3 separate regions of the Homo sapiens genome follow, and regions 2 and 3 are each linked to region 1. A link is a loop called in an ENCODE intact Hi-C map of the cell type or tissue named here. Cell type or tissue: Caco-2. All regions are shown on one strand.

Region 1 (8,000 bases):
TGGGTAGTATTACGCAGAGCCCAGATACCCCTGCCTTCTTGTCTGGAAATCAGTGATTCTCAAACTGCTTTGTGCTTGAGTATTACCTGGGGGGACATGTTCCGTTTTCAGCTCCCCAAGCCATAGAGTTAAGATTCAATAGACTTGAGGAGCTGCTCTCAGTCCAGGATTATGTGCAGATCCCGAATCTGATCTTGGGCTGCTGTGCTTTTCCAGTGCCCACTCAGTATTTCTGGGGCTGCAAGGAAGGCAGTGGTTCCCCTTCACAGGTACGTGAAGCTCTTAACTCCATTTTTGTCCTTTTAAATTCACATTAAAGAGAGTTTTAGATATGCAGGAAAATGAGAAGGGAAATTGACCTTGCCTGTCTCTGGGTCTTGTGAATAGAAAGGAAGAGCCTGCGCTTGGAGGCCACTGGGAATTTGTGGTGTTCCAGAAGACCTCTGCTCTCATGTGGGCTCTTGGCAGCCTCACTGAGAGCCACAATGGGCTTCCTTATTTAAGATGCTCTTAAATTTTCTTTTCTAACACTATAAGGTTATGTCTTCACCAGTTTCTCAGATTTTAAAAAAAGAAACAGGGAGGTAAAACAAATCCCAAAACATTTTTTTTCCTTCTTGTAAAGGTTACAAACATAAATCATATTTGAGAACAATGAATGGACCTTATTTTTTATCTTCAGAATGCTGGGCCTCTGGCATCTTAGAAAGTCTCTTTACTTTCGAAAGGAAGGAGACTTGTATAGTGAGAGCATCACACTCTGGGGATCAGGTAACTTGGCTATGCTACTGGGCACCTGGGACTTCTTGGTCAGAACAAGTCTCCACTGTGAGCTTTTTTTTTTAATCCATGAAATGTGGGGGTCCTGAAGCTATCAAAGCGTTAATGTTTTATGATTCTAGTGATGGGCTTCTGTCTGCGTGACAGGCATTTTCCAGACTTTGTTGATCTATTTCGAGCTTGTGAGGAATAGCATGTACCACCCTTCATTACCTCACTCATGGTTCCTCTTCATCAGTGCTTTATAAACTGTAGTGTGTTTGTGCTGGGAGGAACGTAAGAGAACATGTGGATCACCCCTTTACTCATTTTACACATGAGAAAGATGATACCCCAAGTGATTTTCTCTAAGGTTGGGACATGACTGGGGCTCTCCTTGCGATTTGCCTTTCCCTTCAGTGCGTTCGGTAAACGTTGCATTACCCCCTCTTCAGGGTATTATTCTTTCAGTTCCATATGCCTTTCCTTTCCCCTGGGATGCTGGAGTATTCAGTTTTATTTCTAGGCAAAAGTACTCCTAACTGTGGCCCCTAATTTTTTTTTGTTATGTATCTTTTCTAGAAAGAGAATTTGATTATGCATTGTCCATATGTTTACATACTGTACTCATAAATGAAGTTATAAAATATATGTAAGTTAAAAATGTGGAGAAAAGGGAAGTCTTGTGCACCATTAGTGGGGATATAAATTATTATTGGTATTACGGAAATTAGTACGGAAGTTGCCCGAACAATTAAAAATAGCTGGGTGTGGTGACTCACTCCTGTAATCCTTGCACTTTGGAAGGCCAAGGTGGGAGGACTGCTTGTGGCCAGAAGTTTGAGATCAGCCTGGACAACATAGTGGGATCCTATCTCTACAAAAAATTAAAATTTTAGCTGGGTGTGATGGTGCACGCCTGTAGTCCCAGCTACTTGGGAGGCTGAGGTGGTTGGACTGCTTGAGCTCAGGAGTTCGAGGCTGCAGTGAGCTTTAATGGCACCACTGCATTCCAGCCTGGGCAACAGAGCGAAACCTAGTCTAAAAAAAAAAAAGTGTGTATATAAGTACACACATACACACCCCTCAATAAGGCTAGAGAGAAAAAAATTATATGTAAGTATGGTATTTTTTTTTTCCTCAATCACAGTGGATCAGTTTATGCCTTCCCTGGATCCAGGGTGAACTTGTTTTGAGGACCACTGATCCAGAAAGTGGTGGAGTTAAGTCTGTACCACCAGCTTTAGAATCTCCTGTGGCACTTATTAAAAATACGAATTTTGGTATCTCAACCCAGATTCACTGAATGAGAATGCCTCCTGGTGGAACCTGGGAGTCTACGTTGTCTTCATTTTTATGTTTTTACCAATAGACATGGGGTCTGTTGCCCAGGCTGGTTTTGAACTCCTCAGCTCAGAGTCCTCCCACCTCTACCTTCTGAGTATCTGGGACCACAGTCACAATGCCCAGCAAAGTCTCCATTTTAAACCAGAGGCAAGTCTCCAGGTGCCTCTGAGGTCCAGCGAGTTTGGGGAACCGGTATTTTAGACAGGCAGGGAAGTGTCATTCATGGGTTCATGAGCATGGGACTTCTTACACTGACATCTCAGAAATTGCTCAGCTGTTACTGTTAAATCTACAGTGATACAGTTAGCACTCTGGAAAATCAGATGGGCAGTTTTCATTTGAGTTACATATGAGGGACTATAACCTGCATAATCATACATGGAATTTCTTAAAACTCCTTGGCATTCTCTATGTGGTTTTTTGATTTGTAAATCCAAATATTTGCTATTGTGCCTCAGTCTTTTTTTCCTCATTAGAAATCTAAGCTCTCCCCGCCCCCTCCTGGTGCTGTTCCTTGAGGGGCTGTGTTTTTATTTCTGAGCTTTTCCCATTTGTGTGTGTTCCTTTTGTCTGGAGTATGCCCAACCCCCTCACCTTTTTACCTGGGCAGTTCCTACTATCTAAAAAATTCCCTATAAATGACATTATTTTTCATTCTTAAAATCTAAAGATAATGAAGAACTAGCTGATAATCAGCATTTACCAAAATAGATTTAAGGGTTATTATTTGTAATAACTCATGTGTCAGTAACCTTATGTATGTAAGGATAGATCAGTATCTTGGTTATTAAGCATATACTCTCTGAAACATTCGAATCAAACCAGTGTAAGTCAGATAAATATGTAACAGGAAATTTGTTTCTGACTATTCACTCCAGGTCAATGTATTCCCAGCTGCCTTGTGGGTATCAGGGTTATCTGTTCCAGGATCAGCTTTAGGAAAGCCCCTACTCAAATCTCCATGTAGCAAGAGTGCAGGCTAGTTGAGAACATGTGATAATTAAGGTTAAACAAAAAAATCAAGGCAGAATGACTAGAAATTAGGACAGCAGGGAAAGCAGGGGAAGCGGTTGAGCTGGTAGAAATGGGTAATACCTATGATTATTTCTGGGATCAACAGATACATCCCTGTTGTAGAAGTCCAAAGCAGTCCTTCTTTTTGGTGTCTTTTCCTGCCTTTGGTATGATAAGCCCCCCTAACATCTGGCACACTATTGGGGTGACATTGTGAAGTTACCTCTGCCCACAGTACTTACTCCAGTTTGATATTTTTAAGAAATGCTCACTTTCCACTAGCCATAGTTTATTGGCTTTCAGAAAGTGTCTGGCAGTGAGTATGCCAAAGGTCAAGAATTCTGGCAGAGTTTGATTTATCTCTGCTCCCTTGATAGCAGCTAGCCTTGGAGGCATAGAAGCTCTTGACAAGTACTATGAGTCAGAAGGCCACATGTGACTAGGTCCCTGCCCACCTCTCCAGGGTCAAATAGATCTTGCCTTTTTCCCCAGCCCCTCCCTGCACTGTTCCTGAAGAGGGCTGTGTTTTTCTTTCCAAGCCCTCCCATTTATTTACATTCCTTCTATCTGGAGTACTTCTTACCCCCTCACCTTTTTACCTGGCTAATTCTTATATATCTTTTAGATAATTCTACATAAATAACACTTCTTTCACCTTTCCTAAACTAGAATAGGTATTCCTGCTGTATGCTTCTATGGTCCCCTCATTTCCCCTAGAATAACTTACTACAGTTTTTCGTTCATACTTACTGTTATCCCCCTGGACTGTCTGTTCTGCTAGGATAAGGATTCTTGCTCACCATTTCCTCATTGCTAGGCATAAGGTATGGGACATAGCAGGTTATCAATAAACATTTTTTGACTGAATAAAAGCATAATAAAACAATATGTTAATTAATGGGGTGACTGGCAGGGATCTAGTTGCCAATTTCAGCATTGGTAATTAACATGGCTAGATTTAGCTGCTAGGTTCTATGAGAAAGAATGATTAAAAATAAACAGAAAGGAGATGGAAGTTGATACGATTAAAAACATTTTATGTGCCTGCTGATGGACCTAAAACTGGGCAAACCTTTCTGCAAATAAAGCTCTACCTTGATGGTCTTATTGATATACCATATATACATATATATGTATGTATATAAATAAGATATACCTATATATAAAATATTTATACCTATATATGGTATATAAATGAATATAAATATAAGATATATAGGTATATATATGTGGTGTATATATACATAAATATGTTTGTGTATGTATAATAAAAGACATTACTCTCCATTGAAGTGTTTACTACATTATGTACTATCTTAAAACAAAACTTCCCACAGGTGTCAGTACAAACATGCATTTGTTCATTTATTCATTCATTCAACAGTTTTGTTGATTGTTTGATATATGTCAGGCACTTTTCTAGGTGCTCAAGACACAACAGTGAACAAAACAGACAACAATCTCTCTGACTCAATGGAACATGCATTTTAGTGGAAGGGAATGTCAATAAAGAAACGTCTAATATCTAGAGTATTAGAAACTGGTAAGTGCTAGGAAGGAGGAAAGGGGGCCAGGAAATGATGTGATGTGTGCTGTTGTGGTGGTGGGGCATGCAATTTTAGATTCAGTGGCCAGGAAAGGAGTCACTGAGAAGGCAACTCTTGAGTAATTACCTAAAAGGGGGTGAGGAAGTAAGCCAGGTGGGTATTTGGGAGAAGTGAGGTAGGACAGTGTGCATAGCTCTTTGGAATGTGCTCCTCATCCCTCATGTTTATTACGTTGGCCAGACCAGCAGGTTGGGCTTTCAGTGGCCTGTTTGATCAGAATCTGCAAATGTTTCCTGTCTTTGGATAGTTTCCCTGACTAAATCTTAGCCTGAAGACGTATGTTAAGGGGAGAGCGTATGTTTCTTCTTGCCAACTTAGTTTTATGGAAAAGGCCCTAAGGAAAAAGCCTGTCTTTTCCTTTTCATGGGTCAGAATTTGTGTTTTGTTATTTTCTAAGCTCTAGTTTGTGGTGGAACCACCTCTCTCAGATCTTGTTTTTCCTTCAGGGCACAGTGTATTTCTCACTTAAGTAGTTTATGCAGTCTTATCACAGTGTCCCCTGCATGGGGACCTGATAACTTACTCTGATTGATAACGGAAGGGCTTTTCTGTCTACTTCTGTCTCCTTGATGGCTTCCTTATCTGTTGTCCTGTAACACTAACTGTGAACTCATTTCATTAGGTAATGAAATGTTATCTTCTGTAATTGCTTATTTGTGCAGCAGTCTTGTCTCTGCAACTGGAGAGGAACTTTAGGTTCTTTCTGAACCTTAGAGTACTGGCTCATAGTGCCTGTGCTATAACCATCATTGATTGCTGTTGGTCAAAGCACCTGACTTTTTGGGGTAAGTAAACCAACATCTTGCTTTTCAGTGTTTTGTTTTTCTGGATTACCCATCTATGCTTTGGGTTTAATGCTCCTTAGGACTTGGCCTTAGTATGCTGCTGGAGAGCCCAAGGGAACAGTATATTAGTAAGGGATGAATTCTTTGTGAATTCTTAAATCTTCCATTGCGAAGATCTTTGTACAGAATACTGGTTCTGTTTATATTGACAGTTCTTCAGAGAATTGTGTGTTGACTGTTCATGGCAGAAACACCATAAGTTAATTGCTGTTTCAAATTTCATTGACACTTTCCCCCTCATTTGGAGGTCATTTCCTCAAAAATGTCGTTGTCCACATGACAGTTTGTGTATGCTTAATAAAAGAGAATGACAAACCCAAGTTCAGCTGTTGTTACTGGACTGGGTGGTTTTTAGCTCCTCCCACAATGGGCAATAATCAGTTTGGGGTCTCAGCAGAATTATAAATACCTGCATTTCATAGTCTTCCTGAAGGAATTGCTTTACTTGGAATACTGTAGTTCAGACTGCTGATGTACCGTGCACTCCTTTCTCTTTGATGATCAGCTCTGAAGTGCACCAATTGGAGAGAACTCTTGAATAAATGCTGTCACTTGTCACATGTGGTCACTTTCTGGGGACTGTGCATGTGCCAGTGGGGGCCATCTAGAAGCCACCGATGCCCACTAATATAACAAAACTCACTGGGTTTGCTTCTCTATAATGATGTTGGATTGCTTTGCTGGAAATCCTTACCATCTTGGTTTCTCTCCTCTGTTTCCTGTAAACACCAAATAAAAGTCCTTGCATACAAATGTTACCATCTTTGGAAAAAAAAAAAGTCCTTGTAGTTGTTAACAGTTACAGAAAATATAACCTGAAGACTTGGAGTCAAAAAACAAATCCCTGCCTTCCCATACAGTCAGTACCAGCTATAAGCTAATTAAACTCAACTGTTCCCACCTGTTCCCGGGGAGGCCTCTAACAGTGGCACATGCTTTTCTCTTTGGGACTTAACATTTTTCAGAACTCTTTAAATTTCATTTTCTAGGCCAGGCATGGTGGCTTTTGCCTGTAATCCCAGCACTTTGGGAGGCCAAGGCAGGAGGATTGCTTGATTCTATGAGTTTCAGACCAGCCTGGGCAACATGACAAGACACTGTCTCTACAAAATAAACAAACAAATTAGCCAGGCGTGGTTCCAGGCACCTGTGGTTCCAGCTACTCAGGAGGCTGAGGTGGGAGGATCATTTGAGCCTGTGTGGTTGCGGCTGCAGTGATCATTGTTTGCACCACAGCACTCTAGCCTGGGTGACAGAGTGAGACTCTTGTCTCAAAGAAAATTTTTTTTCATTTTCCATTGACACCATACTAAACAACGTGTATTTCCAGAATCAACCTTTATTTCCCTAAGAAAATGTAGATTGTGATGTCCCTGGTGAGCAATAAGTTAATATTGGCTGATAGTATTTGAGCAGCAGTGACAGATAGGAGGAAGACAGGAGGGAAGAGATGGGAGTGTTGCTGGGGGAGTGGGTGTGAAACCATAACACACATATATGGTCACGTACACATCTGTAGTTTACTCAAATGGCATTTTCACAAAGCACAGTAGTGTTGCAGGTATCCCCCAGTGGGCACACAGAGCTTTCAGTCCTCACTGTGTGAAACTTCTCATACCTTTGATGTTGAATTTAAGTTCATTAGTGGCTCCTATAGCATGTCAGAGGTTTACCTCACTTGGTTCCTGACTCAACTCTGAAATGCTGAGTTTAGGGTGGATTTGAAGTGTCACCTTCGTCTCTACTTTCTAAGAGTCAGTAAAGAGCTGCCATGATAGTTAATCCTATAGTGCCTCCAATGAAGACTTAAATATACTTACTAGCCCAGACTTTGCTTTATCATTCTCCTGATCTATTAGTTTTATTCCTGTTGACAGCCAAAATGTAGGATCATGAACCCCACAGTTACATGGATGGTGACAGACCTGAGTTGTTGTCGAGAATCGTGCTGAGTTTTGTTATCACATTTCTTGTCTCGATTTGTAGCATCTCTGGATTTTACTTCTTTACCAGAATAGTGGTTATCAAAGTGTGGTCTTCGAAGCAGCAATATCATCATCATCTGGGAACTTGTTTGCAATGCAGATTTCCAAGGCTCTACCATGACTTCCTGAATCAGAAACCTTTGAGGAGGAAGCCAGCAATCTGTGTCTTAACAAGCCCTCCTGTGATTATACCCAACTTTAAGAATCACTACACAGACAGACGTTGCTTTCCTTTTAGTCTCTTGAGCTTGTAACAGTTGATATTTTAACTTTTATATGAGAGAGGACAGTTATATCTTCCTTTAAACTCTTATTTGGTGCAGTTGATTGTCAGATGCAGAGTGCTGATGTGAGGATGGACTGTGAATATGATCCACTGTGGCAGTGTTTATAGTCTCAGCCCAATGCCTTGTTGACTTAAGTAGCAGCCTTGATAACAGGAG
Region 2 (8,000 bases), 51 kb before region 1:
GACAAAGTCTCACTCTTTTGCCCAGGCTGAAATGCAGGAGCACGATCATAGCTCACTGCAGCCTTGAGCTCCTGGGCTCAAGTGATCCTCCTGCCTCAACTTCTTGAGTGGCTGAAACTACAGGCGTGCCTCGCTAATTAAAAGAATTTTTTTTTTTTTAATTTAGAGACACGGTCTCCCTATGTTACCAAGGCTGATCTTGAAATCCTGGCCTCAAGCAATCCTCCTGCCCTAGCCTCCCAAAGTACTGGGATTATAGGGCATGAATCACTGTGCCTGGCCTACATCAACATTTTTTATGACATTTGGCTGCTTTTTCTAAGTTATTTGGGATTAACTGTGTTCTCTCATTTATTAATTCATTGAGTATATGGTTATGGATGCTTGATAGGCTCTCCTCTTGGCTTTGATGATACAGCAACAAACAAAACAGGCTCTGTGCTCATGAAACTTACCTTCTACTTGGGAGAAACAGACTTCAAGCAAATAAACACCAAGTAAATATTTGGTATCTCTGATGGTGATACATTCTGTGGAGGGAAATAATTCAGGGTGTAGGAATAAAGGTGTGCTGAGATGGAGGTGCTAGTCATCAGGAAAGACCTCTCTAAGGTTACCTTTATGCAAAGACTTGAAGAGGGAATGGAATGAGCTGCGCAACTCTTCTTAGGAGAACATTAGTCTGGGTGGAGACACTGCAAGGTACAAGTGTCCTAAGTGGGTGCTCTTGCCGTGTTTGAGGAGTAGCAAGGACGTCAGCCTGACTAGAGCAGAGAGGGAGGTAGAAATAGGGCAGAGGAGGGGTAGCAGATGATGGAGAGGTGTCACAGGTCATATAGGACCTTGTAGGTACTATAAGGACTTTGGCCTGTGCTCTGAATGAGGTGGGGCACTGTGGGCGAGGGCTGTATTAGGTAAGAAGACTCTGACCATTGTGTTGAGAATGGAGTTTGTGGGGGGAAACTCAGATCTTTGGATGATGGGCATGGGACACCATCATCAGCCATTGCAGGTGTGGACCTTGGATGCTGCCTGCCTAAGGCTGGTGACCAAAAAGAAGGTAGAGTTGGATACAAGAGCCTGGCATTGTTGGCATTTTTGTGTTTGAGTGTCGGAAAGATCGTGGCAGAAGCCTAAGTATCTGTGTTGCTTGGGCCTAGCATCTGTGTTTTCACAAATCCCCCAGGTGATTTGATGCCTCTTTAAAACACAGAATGTTGGGCCCTACCCAAAGGGTTTCTGATTCAGGAGGTTTAGGGCAGGGCCCAAGAATTTGCATTATTTACAAATGTCAAGGCGATGCCAGCCAGTGCTGCTGGTCAGGGACCACGCTTTGAGAACCACTGCTCTGGTGAATGGGTATTGCTGTGTTGTTATCTGCAAAGTTACCTTTGTGTACTTCTGCTTTACAAAATAGGATGTAGCTTGAACTCTGAGTCAAACTGCCATTTACTGTGGTATGACCTTGGATATGGCATATACAGTGATTCCTCACACATGGTGTTAATAAGTTCTTAGTAAATGCTGGCTATTTGAATATGGTATGTAGGTATAAAATGATGTGGTGGAGGTAAAATATGAATAATTTGCTGAATATAAGCTCTGGACTGTGGACATTATAAACAAGATCTTGTTTTGTTTTCAGCATGACATGAAAGGTTCATTAGCTTTGTTTTACACATAGGGAAGTGGCTTATTCATGATCACGCAACTAGAAGTAGCAACGGTAGATTTCAAATTCAGTTCTTTCTGGCTTCAAAGCCTGAGATTTGCCACCACCGCATGAGCTGCTTGGAGTACTGGATTGGCTCTCCCACAGTTTTTGTCATTGTGTGTGTGTATGTGTGTGTGTGTATATGTATGTGTGTGACAGACAGAGAGAAGGAGAGGGGTGTGTGTGTGTGTGTGTGTGTGTGTGTGTGTATGAGAGAGAGAGAGAAAGTGTGCCAGAAATTATTTGCGTACGTTTTAAAATCTCTGTTAGGCCATTTTTTAAATCTGTAAAATGGGCATGAAGCATGCAGAGTTCATAGGGTTTCTTTGCTGAGTAGAATATGGGATGGCTTAGCATTGTATTTTTTTTCCTTTTCTAATTAAAAAAATTTCAAAGCCAAATCGAATCTAGATAGAATAAATTTATGGATTTTTTCTTTAGGGTTCCTTATTAGAATGGATTCTTCCTAATATGAAACTTGAGTTATTGAATTTTGTGTGGAGAGGATGCTTCTCATTAGGGTCTCAGTTTGGGAAGAAGAGATTATGTTCCCTTTAAAAACAGCTTACTGTGTTTGCAATTTTAGATTTCTTATCTCAGGAAGTTCACATACTGTTAGGATAAAACTTTCCTAGATAAGGCATCTGTACAAAGGAATGAAGTATATGGGAAACTGCGTGTGTGGGGAGACCATATCTTTAATTTTTGAAAGGGCTAGGGTAGCCTGGTGGTTTGGAAAAATTAAAAGTATTGCATAAAAGTCAAATGTAATAGCAATTATTGTTAGTGTTGTAAACTTCCACTTATCCACAAATCAGATGGGTGGCAGTCTCTTTATCTTAAGTTCTGGTTATAAAATTGAAAAAGCCATTGATTAACAAATAGCTGTCACAAAGCTGGAACTTTCATAGTAACAGTTTCTGGTGAAGCTTCCCTTGATCCCTGACTCAATCAGCTAGGTAGAGATAAAAGAGAAATTTTGTATTCTGAAGATGTACAGACAATTATAAGGAACTCTGGTTGACTGCAGGGGGAAGAGACACAATAGCTATTAAAATAAAAGTATGACAGTTGGGCTAAACAGGCAGCCTCAAACATCCTAGGAGTCCCTGAGGGCAACACTGTATGTAGTGACTCAGGTTCTTAGAGGAAAGTGGGTCATCAACAAGAAGCATACAGGCTTGTTTTTGGTATCTTTATAAGAATAGAGGGAAATAATGAGTGTGTCAGAGAGCTCTTGTCAAGTTTAGTTTCAATAAAACAATTTGCTTAGGGGTAAGTTTATTTGGGAAAATAAATCACTGATAACAGCATAAATACTGTGTTCCTCAGTGATGAGATTAGATGAGTAGGGAGGTAGTGGGGTGAGGTAGAAGGAGCATGGACTTGGACACAGATACTTGATTAGAAGCAGAATCACCTTAGATATCTCTGCGCCCCAGCTTCTCTGTCTATAAATTGGGAATAATACCTGAAGAGGTCATTGTCAGGATTGAATGAGATGATGTAAGCAGTGCACCTTGCCCAGGGCTTAATAAATAGTGATGAGACTGGTAGATTTCTCTGTGAGGGGGCTTCAGGATATACCTCCCTTATACAGACTTCTATTCCTTTGAGTCCACCGCCCCCCACAACATCTTTATGAACTGTAATGTATCTCATACTGTACAAGTCACCCATTTAAAGTGTACACTTCAGTGGCTTTTAGATTTACAGAGTTGTGCAACCACTACCACAGTCAGTTTTAGAAAATGTTCATCTCCTCGAAAAGAAATCTGTACCCTTTAGTTATCATTACTTTATTCCCTCATCCTCTTCCTCATCAGATGTTGTAGGCACCACCTTTCTTCCCTTCCTTCCCTTATCTTCTTTTCAGCTGTGGACTGTGCTGATTTGCCTGTTGCTGGATCATGTGATTGAAATTCTTTGAATTTTTCTGTAAATAGCCAATTTAGCTTTTTCCCTTCCAGAGTATTTGTTTCTTTGGGTGTGGAAGCAGCTGCTGCAGCCAGTGCAAGGGCTCACCATTTTGCGCTTTGCGGCTGTTCATATGGCAACTTTATTCAAAACCGCTCCTGCACTGCTTAAGTTATTTGTTTTATACAAAAACAGTTCTCGCTGGCTTGCGGCTTCTCTGCTGCCATGTTGACAAATGTTGCTTCTAGTGAAATACACAAAAATAAATAACAGCAAGGGAGAGGGGAGCACAGAGCTAAGTGAATTCATTTTGCCTCTTGAGTGCCATTCTCATTTGTTTTAAAAACCACCCTGGCACAGACAGAAAAGGAGAAGGCAGAGAACCGCAGGAAAAGAAAAGGCCACATTTGATTCTTTGAATTGGGCTGTAGGGGCTGGCTGAACAGACAACTTGAGAAGTATCTGGAATGTAGGCCCTGGGGATGAGGAAAAGTTTACAAGGAATCTGAATAACCTGCAGATATTCATATTGCAACAGCCCCCATTTACATAGTCTTCAGAGTTCATTTGGTATGTTCTCTTGTTTTCTCGTTCTGTTGATGACGAGACTCAAATTTAAGCACTGCTGGTGTAGTAGTACATGACCATGGTTGGTTTCTGTCAGTGTGGTAGGTTGTGTATTAGGAACTGGAAAAAGGCAAAAGCGTAAGGGTGTGTGGGTTCTCAAGTTTCGATTTGAAGGTCTGACCCACATGAGAAGGTGGAGGGAATGCTGACAAATATTGATTGCCTTTCTGAGCCAAGTATTTCCACAAATACTATGTTATTAGTATTATTATTATATTAAGATATATTAGTATTATACTATTATATTAGTATATATTAGTATTATTAGTAGTATTATATTAGTATATTAGTATTATTATTTGTATATAACAAATACTATGTTAGTAGTAGTAGTAGTAGTAGTAGTAGTAGCAGTAGTAGTAGTAGTTTTCAGAGAGAGGGTCTCCCAGGCTGGAGTGCAGTGGTGAGATCATAACTCACTGTAGCCTCAAACTCTTGGGCTTAAGTGATCCTCCTCACTTAGCCTCCCAAGTAGCTAGACCCACAGGCATGAGCCACCATACTCAGCTAATTTTTAGATTTTTTGTAAAGATCTGGGCCTTACAAAGTGCTGGGTTTATAGGCATGAGCCACCAGGCCTGACTTCAGAAACATTGTTTCATTGGTTAGCATGACAAAGGTTGGTGGTCTTAGCTTCATTTCACAGACTAGGGAGGACAGAGTTTTGAGGAATTGTGGTACTTACTTGCCAAAGGTCTTACTGAAATTAGGGGAGTGGAATGAAATGGAAACCCCGTGCTTCCAGACCTAGAACTTGTTCCTTTTCTATATTAGTAGTAAGCCATCAGAGGTATGGAAGAAGAAAAGGAGAAGGGCATTGGAAAATAAGGAGGGATAACAGCAAGCAGTAGAGGCCAAAAACATTTTGTTTAGAAAAATTGTACATCTTCTTTGAAGGTTTTTGTTCATTAAAAATCACCAGGAAAACGAAAGTGACTTGCAAGTCCACAAGAAACTTTGTTTTGGGTGTGTGAGTTAAGAATGATCACCTGACCAATTATTATTGACTAGAAAAACATTTCCCTGAGCCTTTCATAAATTATCTTAATGTGCATATTGTTGAGGCAGTGTCTGATAAATAACAGCCTAATTGGCCACCCAGGGTCTGAGAGGTTTGCTTAGCCACAACTAGCCTTTCATTCTGGGTCTGGCAGATTGATTTCTTTCCATTTGTTGCATGATTTTCAATGCTATTTATGACCTAAATATTCTGTTCAAAATATTTTTTTTTTGGTCTATTGCTAATAGTAGATGCCTCTAGGGAGAAGAGGAGAGAAGCAAGAGTGAGGTGACAGGGACTTACTTTTCCTTATATTCTCCTTGGTACTTTTTGAATTTTGTTCCGTGTACTATTCCATATGATGGAAAGGAGGTAAGTGTATTTAGGCAGGTGGAAGGTAAGAAGGGTAGATGAAAGGATGAATTATTGACCTGAACTTCAGGCCTTTATTCATCAGTGGTTTAGCCTGTGGGATTGTTTCTCAGCATATAAACTTCTTCAGTTATGTAGACATATAATAGTTACTTGTTCGATTTATTGCATCTGCAAAGGTATGGCCAGGTGTCATCATGAGGAAGTATAGTAGTATAGTGTTTAGGCTTAAAAGATTCTGAAACCTAGACTTCCTGGGTTGTAATCCTTTCTCTACCACTTAGTGGCTGAACGTGACCTTGGATCTTACTTTATCTAGCATTTTTGTGTCTCGGATAGCTTGTAGTTAAAATAGTAGTTATAACAAAACTTGTGGAATTGGAAGGATTACATATATTACTTAATCCACATGAAGTTCTTATAATAGTGCCCAATACACAGTACTCACTAAAAGTTAAATTTTTTTTTGATGACTATTATCACAGATGGTGATTTGCCTCATCCATCTCTCTGTCCCTTAATGTGGTCCAAAATCCACCCCCCGCCCCACACCCGGCCTTAATGCCCAGACAGTGCCCCTGTACTGACTAAGGAGCCTTTCTTTTGAGTTCACTGGTCTGGCACTGGCTCCTAGAAGTGCTGTTTTCCAGTGACAGCAGGATATTTGGACCACTGGGAGAGTCAGTGGGCTGGGGTGGGCCCTTGCTCTCTGCAGAGGTGTTCTTTCTCCCAGTGGGAGGAAACACCACTTGTCAGAACACAGCTTTGGCTTGCCCAGGTTCCTGTTGTGCAGATGGGGCCTAGAGTCTCTCTGGGCCCCTTGTCATGGATCCAAGCCAAGGCTGTCGCTTGCTGAGCCAGGAATAATATAGGAATTAGTCTTTTTCTTCTTTATACTAAGCACTAATCAATCTACAGTTAACTCTGTATCTAATTTCTGAACCAGATGCCGTGAATAACTGCCCCTGAATGTGTTTTTGCCAATAAAAGGATAAGTTTAAGGCTTTTAATCAATGCCGCTTGCACTCAGTATTTAAGGTCAGAATCTTGTGTGCGACTTATTTTGATCAGGATAATTGTTGGGTTAAAAAATGAACGGTTTTTGAAATTGTGACACTCGCGGTTGACTCGTGGGTGAATTAATCTTTGAGAGGATGGAAAATTGTCGAGTTCATAAGAGTTCTCTTGCTCTCTAGTTGTCTTTCAGGTCACTTATGGAAAAATATGACTTTTAGGAGGAAGGCATTCTTTTTCAATGGGAAAGGAGATAAGAGACTAATAGAAATTTCTAAGGAGTCAGTGATGGAGGCTCAGGGGAAATTGGAAATGAAGCTGGGTGTTTTGGATCTGCGGTGAGCTGAGGGACTGGAACAGCAGCTGTGTATGTTCTAGGTAATATTAACTTGTTGTAATTTTATGTCTCCAGCATACCTTTTTCAAAGGAACTCATGTTTCCTGACCAACGACTGTGTACTGTCTAGAATGAAGCATAGTGTTTAGAAACATCTGGGGTTTAGATATTGGCTTCACTGAATGGCCTAGGGCAAGTCACTGAGCCTCTGTGCCCTCAGTTTTTATAATTATAAAATGGGATGGTAATAGCTACCTCGCAGTTGGAAAACTTAAATGTGATCATGTATGTGAGAATGTGAAGTGCAGTGCCTGGCACACAAGAGGTGCTGAAAGGAGCATCTCCTTTTACTTCTTTGTGGAGTTTGTTTGGCTGGTCTGCTGGTCTGTCATACATTTGTCTGGTGTGCCTCTAGATACACGTAATGTGGAAATTTCCCTACCTTGTAACAGTGAGTTGGAAATTGTTCCTGTTGATCTGTTTTTTTTTTTCTTTTGTGCTTAGGGAAAGGCATGAGAAAAATGAGTCAGGATGCCCTCCATTTCTGGAGAAGCTTGGTGGTAATTCTGTTCCCCAGTGGCTCACAAGCCTGGGCAGTTCAGAGAATATGAGAATTGGTAGATCATGGAGAACTAGGCTCTGCCCCTTTGGCTATGCGGGAGTTACTTAGTCTTCCTGAAGTTTCCTGTCCATGAAAAGGGGATGTGTGAGGGTGCAATATGGGTAATGTTTGTGAACAACCTTTGTTAGTGTCAGGAAAGTCCAAAACTATGTGGTGTGGTATTTTCATCATCTTGAGTTGACAACAGTGCTTATCCAAAAGTCAATTTTGGTATTTTGTCAAATGTTAAAGGCTCAGGAAATAACTTCCAACTCAAGGAAGATTTGTATCCACTCTGGAGCTGGAGGAGCTTATATTAAGAATGTAAGATACTTGGGCTCCCAGGATTTCTGGAAGAGCTGGCAGTCTCCCTGAGGTTCAGGTTCTCAGACCAGCAGGCCATGCATGGGGGCTTGTG
Region 3 (8,000 bases), 120 kb before region 1:
CTTAAAAAAATTTTTTTTGGAAAGGACTGTGTGTTTTTAGATATGGGGATTGTATTCTGTGCTTTAGTGGGGCACAGAAGGAGACTGTCTGGTTAAGGCAAGAGATTGTGGTGCTAAAAAAGGAAATTTGGCAGGCCTGTTCCTGGTACTTTTAGTAAGTAAAGAAAGAGAATGACAGGCTGGCTGGGGATTGTATTAAAGGGAGCCCTGATCCTCATATGACCTTATTCCCTGAACCTAGAAAGATGGTCTGCCTATGTGGCAGTTATTCTATGGCGCTAAAGACAGTTTTGTTCTGCTTTCTGCCATGTATATTTAGGGGCCTAACGGAGAGATAGAAACCTGTTAAGGAATAATCATGGATGTTCAGGCCTATTGCTTCCTTCACTTATCCAGAAGCCAGCCTCACCAATGTCCATGGGCAAGTTTGTGTTCACACAAGTTGCTTGTAACAAGAGGGAAGATTCTCATTAAGAAGTTGGCCCTAAAATCAGGATAGAATCAGGCTATATTTGTGTTTCTGTCAATAGTCTGAATTCCTTATTGGTAGAAAGGTCTTATAATTATGGGGTAACTTTGCCAACTAATAGTACTGGGGTTTGATGTGGGTTACTTACATCAGAAGTCACATCAACTTTTTGACATTAGTTTCTATTCCACCATGTGCTCCAGGGAAAAGGAGATTGATGTGGACTATTAAGCCAAAAATGAGAATCTGTTATTGAAACCCAGAAGTCTGAAATAAGGGTTTAGTGATTGTTTTGTTTAGACACAAACTTTTCTTCATAGATGCTTTAACTTCCTAAGTGAGTTTATATATTTTTCTAAATATGTAATCTTTTAAAAATATTGCAAATATTTAATTTATGTATTTGCCATTTAACAGGTAAAACAGCACCAGGAAGTCTTGCTCCTGTTTTGCAAAGGCACATTTAGAGAGTGACAGAGGTTTCCCACTGTGTCTGGGACAAGCCTCCCAGTGTGTCTGGGACAAGCCTGAAAAGAGTGCCATTTTGTCTCCCTGACCATTTCACTGATTCTGTACTTGTTGTTTATGAAACTTCATTATGTAACAGACAAAAAAGCAATTTCATGAGCAATTCCTGGAATAGGCAAGTGGACAAAAATTTCTCAGGTACCTTCTCTGGAGGCTGTTTGTCTTCCATTCTGGCTGCCTCTCTTGAGAACTGGAGTGGCATAGTGGTTAAGACCAGGGGCTCTGGAGACTGCCTGGATCTGGGTGCTGGTCTGACTCTTGAGCTGTGGGACCTTAACTTCTCTGTGCTTACTGTCCTTACCTGTGAGATGGAGATGATTGGAGTCTCCACCATGTCAATGTATCAACACTTCTAAATTATTTAGAGCAGTGCCTGAGACATTGTAAACACTTAATATATGTTGGTTGTTATTGTAATTTTAATAATAATAGCTATTAAATTATTATTCTATGGCTGTCATGCCTGAGAGTTCATCACAGGGGCATGGGTGGGTGGGTAGGGAATAAGGGCTGAGAATCTAATCAGTTATTTTTAATTTATTGGGCAAAAATGAATCAAATAACCGTGGCAGGCATAATGAAATTGAGGTATTCAGTGTGTGGTGAGGATGAACTGTTTTATCACAGTTCCTCTGGTGTGGCCTGTGTGCTTTGATTGCAGGTCAGATGGCTAGGGAAAAGAGTAGTCAAGCTGAATGCTCTGTGGTGAGGCTGTGAGAGGGACAAGAAACGTGGGTCAGGACAGAAGGCGTACTGCAGGAACAGATTCCGAAGTGTGTGCACAGCATCCTATAATTTGGGCTCCTGTGTATTTTCTTTAGTTGGTTGCATTTGTTAATATGTTAGTCTGGTGTCTTTAACCCTGTGACTGACAGTTGACAATGGTGTAGCTCTTTAAAAGAGGTGAAACTGGTCTGACCACAGTTTACCCTTGATAGTGCTTTCACTTTGGCAACAAGACAGAGGGAGAAAGTCCCTGCTTCTCTGCTCTGGGAATCTTACCAAATCAATAAGGAGTCTCTGGTAGCACTAACCTCTTTTAAATAGCCTAAGTGTGAGATCCTGACCTTTTTTTCTGTATGTGGCCTACTTCCTTGATGAGAAGCTGGCTTTTATATTAGAACTTTTTTAGACGTACATGAAACTTGAATCTTGCTATTTGTTTCCATTGTTGCTTTTAAAAAATAATTTTACAAATTTATTCTAATAATATACTAACGTATTTTGTCTCCAGGACTAGTGAAACTTTTTAAGATTTTTAACAGATTCATCTAGACACCTAAATCTCTCTAGGACTTGATCCTTCTCCACCCAGCAGAATACTGTACTGTGCTGTGATCATTTCTCAGGGTGGTTTTGGCTGAGGGTTTTTTTTTTTTTTTTTTTTTGAGATGGAGTCTTGCTCTGTATCCCAGGCTGGAGTGCAGTGGTGTGGTCTCATCTCTGCAACCTCTGCCTCCCGGGTTCAAGACATTCACCTGCCTTAGCCTCCCAAGAAACTGGGATTACAGGTGTGCGCCACCACACCTGGCTAATTTTTGTATTTTTAGTGGAGACGGGGTTTCTCTATGCTGGCCAGGTTGGTCTCGAACTCCTGACCTCAGGTGGTCCTCCTGTCTTGGCCTCCCACAGTGCTGGGATTACAGGTGTGAGCCACTGTGTCCGGCCTTGGCTGAGGTTTGACTCTTTGCACCCACAGTCCCATGATGTGTGTACTTGTATGTATATATATTCACATCTGAGGACTGACATCATTTCGCAGACCGGGAAACTAAGTGTGAGGAGTACATTTTAAAATAATTTTTACATTATATATTGGCAGATCATCCATGTGCTTGTAGAAGGTATTATATTGGTAAGCTGCAGGTAGACAGGAAGACTGAAAGAGAAGGTAGAACCTGCTTGGATCCCAGTCTGTGCATACCTAAGGAGTTGAGTTGGCAATTCCTGAACCAAAGGTTCTGGTGTTCAGAAATATCTCCAGTTATTCAGAAGGATGGCATGACATTCTAAAAATAAGAAATTATTTGTAGTCACATCAGTGTGTAATATACCTTACAGAATATTAGAAGGGAGATGAAGCATTTGGGGATTCAAAGGAACTAGTTGTAGACCCTTAGGTATGGCCCTGAGACTACCTAGGGTGGCTTTTGTAGCAATCTAAACCTGTATCCTGGGATGTTAGCATCTCTGAACAAACCTTTTCTCTCCCCTCCATTGAGATCACTTTCTTTAAAGTCTTTATGCATTTAGAGAGTTGCTGAGGCAAGGCCATGTCCTGGTTTGCTCTTTTTAAAATGCAGATGTTTCTAGAAATGACTATAAACTGAGTCCTGAGCCACCTCTTGTAACTTTTCAGGTCTTGGTCTGGGGGAAGATAAAGAAATGGAGGTCTTATGCTTCACAATTTGGTTTAAGTCAACTATGGCAAGGTATCTTGACTTAAATAAGTGTGACTTAAGTAAGTCTGACAATTTAAATATTAGAATGGTAAGACATTTTTGTGCCTCTATAGCCATATGTCCATCTTGGGGAGGAAAAACTGAAAATAAACGATGATTACTTTTCAGTATTCTGTGGAAATCTTACTTCTCTTTTTAGTTAATTTTTCAGTGGATAGGCTCCCTACCTGCCAGCCCTAAATTCTTATTTATTCCTGAAACTCTGGTTTTTTTCTTTTTTCTTTTTTTTTTTTAAAGTATTCTGAAACTGTTTTCTGACCATGCTTCATATATTGAAGTAGATTTTTTTCACAGAAGGGTAAAGGAAGTGCATTATGTTTCATATGTAGATGCTTTTCAAGAACACACAGCTTCTCATCATTCATTTTAACAGTGGACAATTTTGGTGCCTGTTTATGGAGATTCCTTGGGAATTATCAGCTGATAGAAAATTTCTGAAGAGAGATAGAAAATCTAATCTATTTGGATGTCTTGTTAAATGGAGCTTTTTGAGTATAAGGGTTTCTGAAGAAATATAGGCTGTCAGAGCTGATAGAGTTTAGAGAGTCTCTGTGTACCATTCTTTATAAATAAAGACAGCCAAAAGCCCAGAGAAGTGAGGTGCTTGATGTTAAGATTTAGTTAGTGGCCCCCTACTGGTCTCTGAGCTGCCCATCACTCTACCTTGACTAATAGTGATAACTGATGTTTCTGGCAACAAATCCAAGGTACAAGTTTTCCAGGGTCTTCAAAGGAAAGCTACATTATATTAAAGTTCATGCTGAATATCTTTTATTGTGTTCTGATAGTTTGAAAATTGGTTATTTTTGTACTGTTGTAAAACTATAGTGCTTAACTGGAAACCCCAGCATTAACCCAGCCTTTGCCAGCGTTTCCCTTCTATAGGATGAGAAAGTTGTTGAAGAGTGAGGAAAAAAGATGGTATCTTGTCCTTAACAAAAGGTCTACGTGGATGAAAGGAGAAACTGACACTTATTGTTAGGGAAATGGTAATGCTTACATGATGATCTAATCTGGGTTTGAGTTTCGTTTTTGAAGTCACCAGTTTTTATTTTGGTGTTTTTCAGATATTCTTATAGCCTTCCTGGGGAGATTTATTTTTTGGAGACATCGCTCACATTGTTTACTCCTCTAGGTTAAATGTACTAGGCCATCTGTTGTTAATTTTGTAGTTGTATTAAATTCCATCCTTTGGCTGGATTTTAAGCACCAAAAGCAAACTTAGACAGAAGCAGGAGCATTTGCAAATTACATAGCTTTGAGCCTAAATGGTGGTTTTTATAAGTGCAGTTTTCAAATGGGCTGAGATTCTATTTTGAGTTTTGGGATCAGTAATTTAAACACAGGGACCTCTACGAGTTCTCTGGAAAAGCCCATTTTGAGACCCTGAACAGTTGTTATGCCAAAGCAAGCTCTTGGGGTAAGGTTGGCAGTGATGCTGCTGATAAATTACTTTTAAGATGCTTGGGGCTGAAGGACAATGATTTTGTAATAGTGTTTTAAGTTCTCAGGCTGACCTATGAAATCTGGAAGTGCTCATCTGAAAGGCCAGTATTCTTTCTGACAGGCACAGGAAAAACTCGTCCCCTGCTTGATCCTCATGCAAGCATTTCTTGGAGGAAGCCAGGCCTGTGGGTCTTGGGGGCCAGAACAGAGACACTGAGAGCAACACTACTGGCATTTTGAATTTCTGCTGAGGCTGCAAAAACATTTCAAGGGAAATCTGAAGTTATCCCTTCACTGTCTACAGCCTCTTGAATTGACTTCTGGGTGTTACAGATGGGACCAGCGTGTGTAAAAGCAGAATTTATATTCTATTTGGATATCAGAATCAAGTTTCTCTTTTTAAAATAATTTTATGGTAAGTCGTGGTTTCTCTGATATGATTTCTGTTGTGAGCGGAACAAAAATCATGGCGAAATGGTGTTATTACTTAACCAAATTGCCTCGTGTACAGACAGGCTGAACTGGTGCTTTGCCTAGAGTTGGCCTGGAGTTTTCAGAAACTCAATTGTGGCCTTTATAAGGCTGTGCCTGGGGTTGTATTTCCAATCTCTCTCAACTTTTGTTCTTGTGGAAGGGAGGAAGTAGAGCTGTGACAGATATATTGCCAGATAGCACACAATAGCACACAAAACGAGAAAGACACGGCGTGAGCCATTCATGGAGACAGATTTACGCTCTGTGCTGCCCTCAAACCATAGATCCATCTATTTCAGAGAAACAACTTGCCCACTGTATTATATTTCAGACAGGGACATGGCTTAGAAGAGAGATGCTGACTCCTTCTGTTTAGCTTTTGCCGATAATGCTGCACGTTTTGCTGTAGAATTACTTTTGTGGGGATGGGAAAGTATGTTTGGCAAAGGAAGGCCTGTCTCTAGATTGGAAGTGGAAGAAGGGAGATATCAGGAGAGTAATTGGCCATGCTGTCGCCATAGTGAAGTATATGTGTATATTTTTGCTGGGTTTTGTTTCCAGCCAACTATATTATCAGGTGTTGGATTTTTTAAACTTACTTCACAATAAGAAAAACAAAGCTAGAGAGATTGTGACTGGCCAAGGCCAGAATGTTTGGCATTCGTAGTTTCTCTTTAGTTCTCTCTGTAGGACCATTTCCTGGAGTTACAGAAGAATTGACCAGTGTGTCAGTGTCTTTCATGTACATTAATGGGCGATAGTATTGGTAGTGGTTAATATAATAGCATGGGTTCTGGAACCAGTCTGCCAGGATTTACATTCAGGCTCAACAATGCCTTAGCTACATGCCTCAGTTATCTTACCTATAAAATGGGGATTCCAGGTCTTACCTTATAAGGCAGCTCTGAGAATTGTTTAGTTAATATTGAGGCAGTTATAACTAAGTGTTCAGTAAACTTAGCTATTGCATTTTAAAATTTGTGTTGATTTTATGGAAATAAATGATGATGTGTGATACCTGGTAGATTGTTCGGCAGACATTTCAAATGTAAAAAAATAACTCTGTCTGCATTGAAATCTTTCTAGATTGATAGTTTTAAATAATGAAAAAAATACTTCTGGGAATGATCTACATTTGGAAGAAATCAGGAAAGAGAAGACTGTGTGTACTTTTGCATTTCTATGTTTTGGGCTTGTAAGATATGTGATTGTATATTTCATGTCAGTAATAATTTATTTTGGGGAGTAGAAGCAAATGTCAGTTACATACATCATCTATGGAATAGATTTTTAGTTTTATTTATTTTAACTGGATGAAATGGTTGAGTGTTGCCTTACTTGGTTGAATTTAGACATTTGAGAAAATTTTTTTTTAACTTTTGTGACACACAAGGACCTTTGAATGAAATCAGTCCCCTTTTCTTCCTTTAAAAAAACTTATAAGAATTACCATTTCTTGACTAAACAGTTGTTTTCTTTTAACATTATATACTTGTCTCTACATAGATACTACATTTTTTAGTTAGATGTGTTTTGGAAGAGCATTGACTTTTTTTCCTGTTACATTGGAAAAATTTAATGGCACGTGTATGTTATTCTTATCATGAAGTGGGTTTAGGCATGCTGCCTTATACTAAATAGAAATCCTATAGTAGTTGTTTTTCAGAAGTAATCCATTGATTCAAGTCATTCATTGATTCATTTATGAATACTTAAGTATGGTTACATAGGTAGGGATTGTCAGAATTGGCTTTTGAGCATTTTGTTTAGCAGTTATAATCCAGGTGGCAAATATACTGTCTGATTCAATTACTTGCATGAAATCACTTTAAACAGCTACTTAAGATGAGTTGTCCCTAGGCCTGTCTTTATCTACTTATTGTGCATGTGTGCTAGCATACACGCATTATCATTGTTGTTTTTTATTGTGTTAAAAAAATATTACAAAGTGTACCATCTTAACCATTTTAAAGTGTAGATACTTCAGTAGTGTTAAGTATAGTCATTTCATTGTGAAACAGAGCTCCAGAAATTTTTCATCTTGTGAATATGAAACTCTATACCCCTTAAACAACAACTCCCCTCCCTTGTTCCCTCCAGCCCCTGGTAAGCACCATTCTCATTTCTCTTTCTATGAATCTGAGTATTTTATTTTATTTTTTATTTTTTGAGACGGGCTCTCTGTGTTGCTCAGGCTGGAGTGCAGTGGTATGGTTTCGGCTCACTGCAGCATCCATCCCCCAGGTTCAAGTGATTCTCCTGCCTCACCCTCCTGAGTAGCTGGGATTACGGGCTCGCGCCACCATACCCAGCTAATTTTTGTATTTTTAGTAGAGACAGGGTTTCACCATATTGGCCAGGCTGGCCTTGAACTCCTGACCTCAAGTAATCCGCCAGCCTCAGCCTCCCAAAGTGCTGGGATTACAGGCATGAACCACCACACCCAGCTGAATTTGAGTATTTTAGATACCTCATCTAAATGGAATTACATAGTATTTGTCTTTTTGTGACTGACTTATTTCACTTAGCACAATGTCTTCAAAGTTCATGTACCATATGACAGAATTTTCTTTCTTAAGACTGAATACTGTTCCATTGAATGTATATACCACATTTGTTTA

What was found. Hi-C counts contacts between places; a loop is a spot of excess contacts. Peaks named below come from ENCODE experiments on the same cell type or tissue, not always from the same donor. Only the 100,000 strongest peaks of a DNase experiment are listed, where the experiment ranks them.
Region 2: it touches region 1 in a loop (5-fold over the local background); 3 of 110 quality-filtered maps call a loop at or near these places.
Region 3: it touches region 1 in a loop (2.2-fold over the local background); 2 of 110 quality-filtered maps call a loop at or near these places.

Annotation. Positions count from the first base shown.
Region 1 is chr7:69,797,188-69,805,187 of GRCh38, forward strand. The region is part of intron 1 of AUTS2 (activator of transcription and developmental regulator AUTS2); the gene reads left to right. Among named protein-coding and RNA genes, the nearest start is that of AUTS2, 200 kb to the left of the region's middle. RefSeq lists an enhancer at 6,946-6,995. In Caco-2, no CTCF peak of the experiment used is centred here; DNase peaks (open chromatin) are centred at 3,554 and 4,915.
Region 2 is chr7:69,745,894-69,753,893 of GRCh38, forward strand. All of the region lies in intron 1 of AUTS2 (activator of transcription and developmental regulator AUTS2), which reads left to right. Among named protein-coding and RNA genes, the nearest start is that of AUTS2, 150 kb to the left of the region's middle. In Caco-2, no CTCF peak of the experiment used is centred here; no DNase peak of the experiment used is centred here.
Region 3 is chr7:69,673,142-69,681,141 of GRCh38, forward strand. The region is part of intron 1 of AUTS2 (activator of transcription and developmental regulator AUTS2); the gene reads left to right. Among named protein-coding and RNA genes, the nearest start is that of AUTS2, 79 kb to the left of the region's middle. In Caco-2, a CTCF peak has its summit at 4,127 (motif pointing left); no DNase peak of the experiment used is centred here.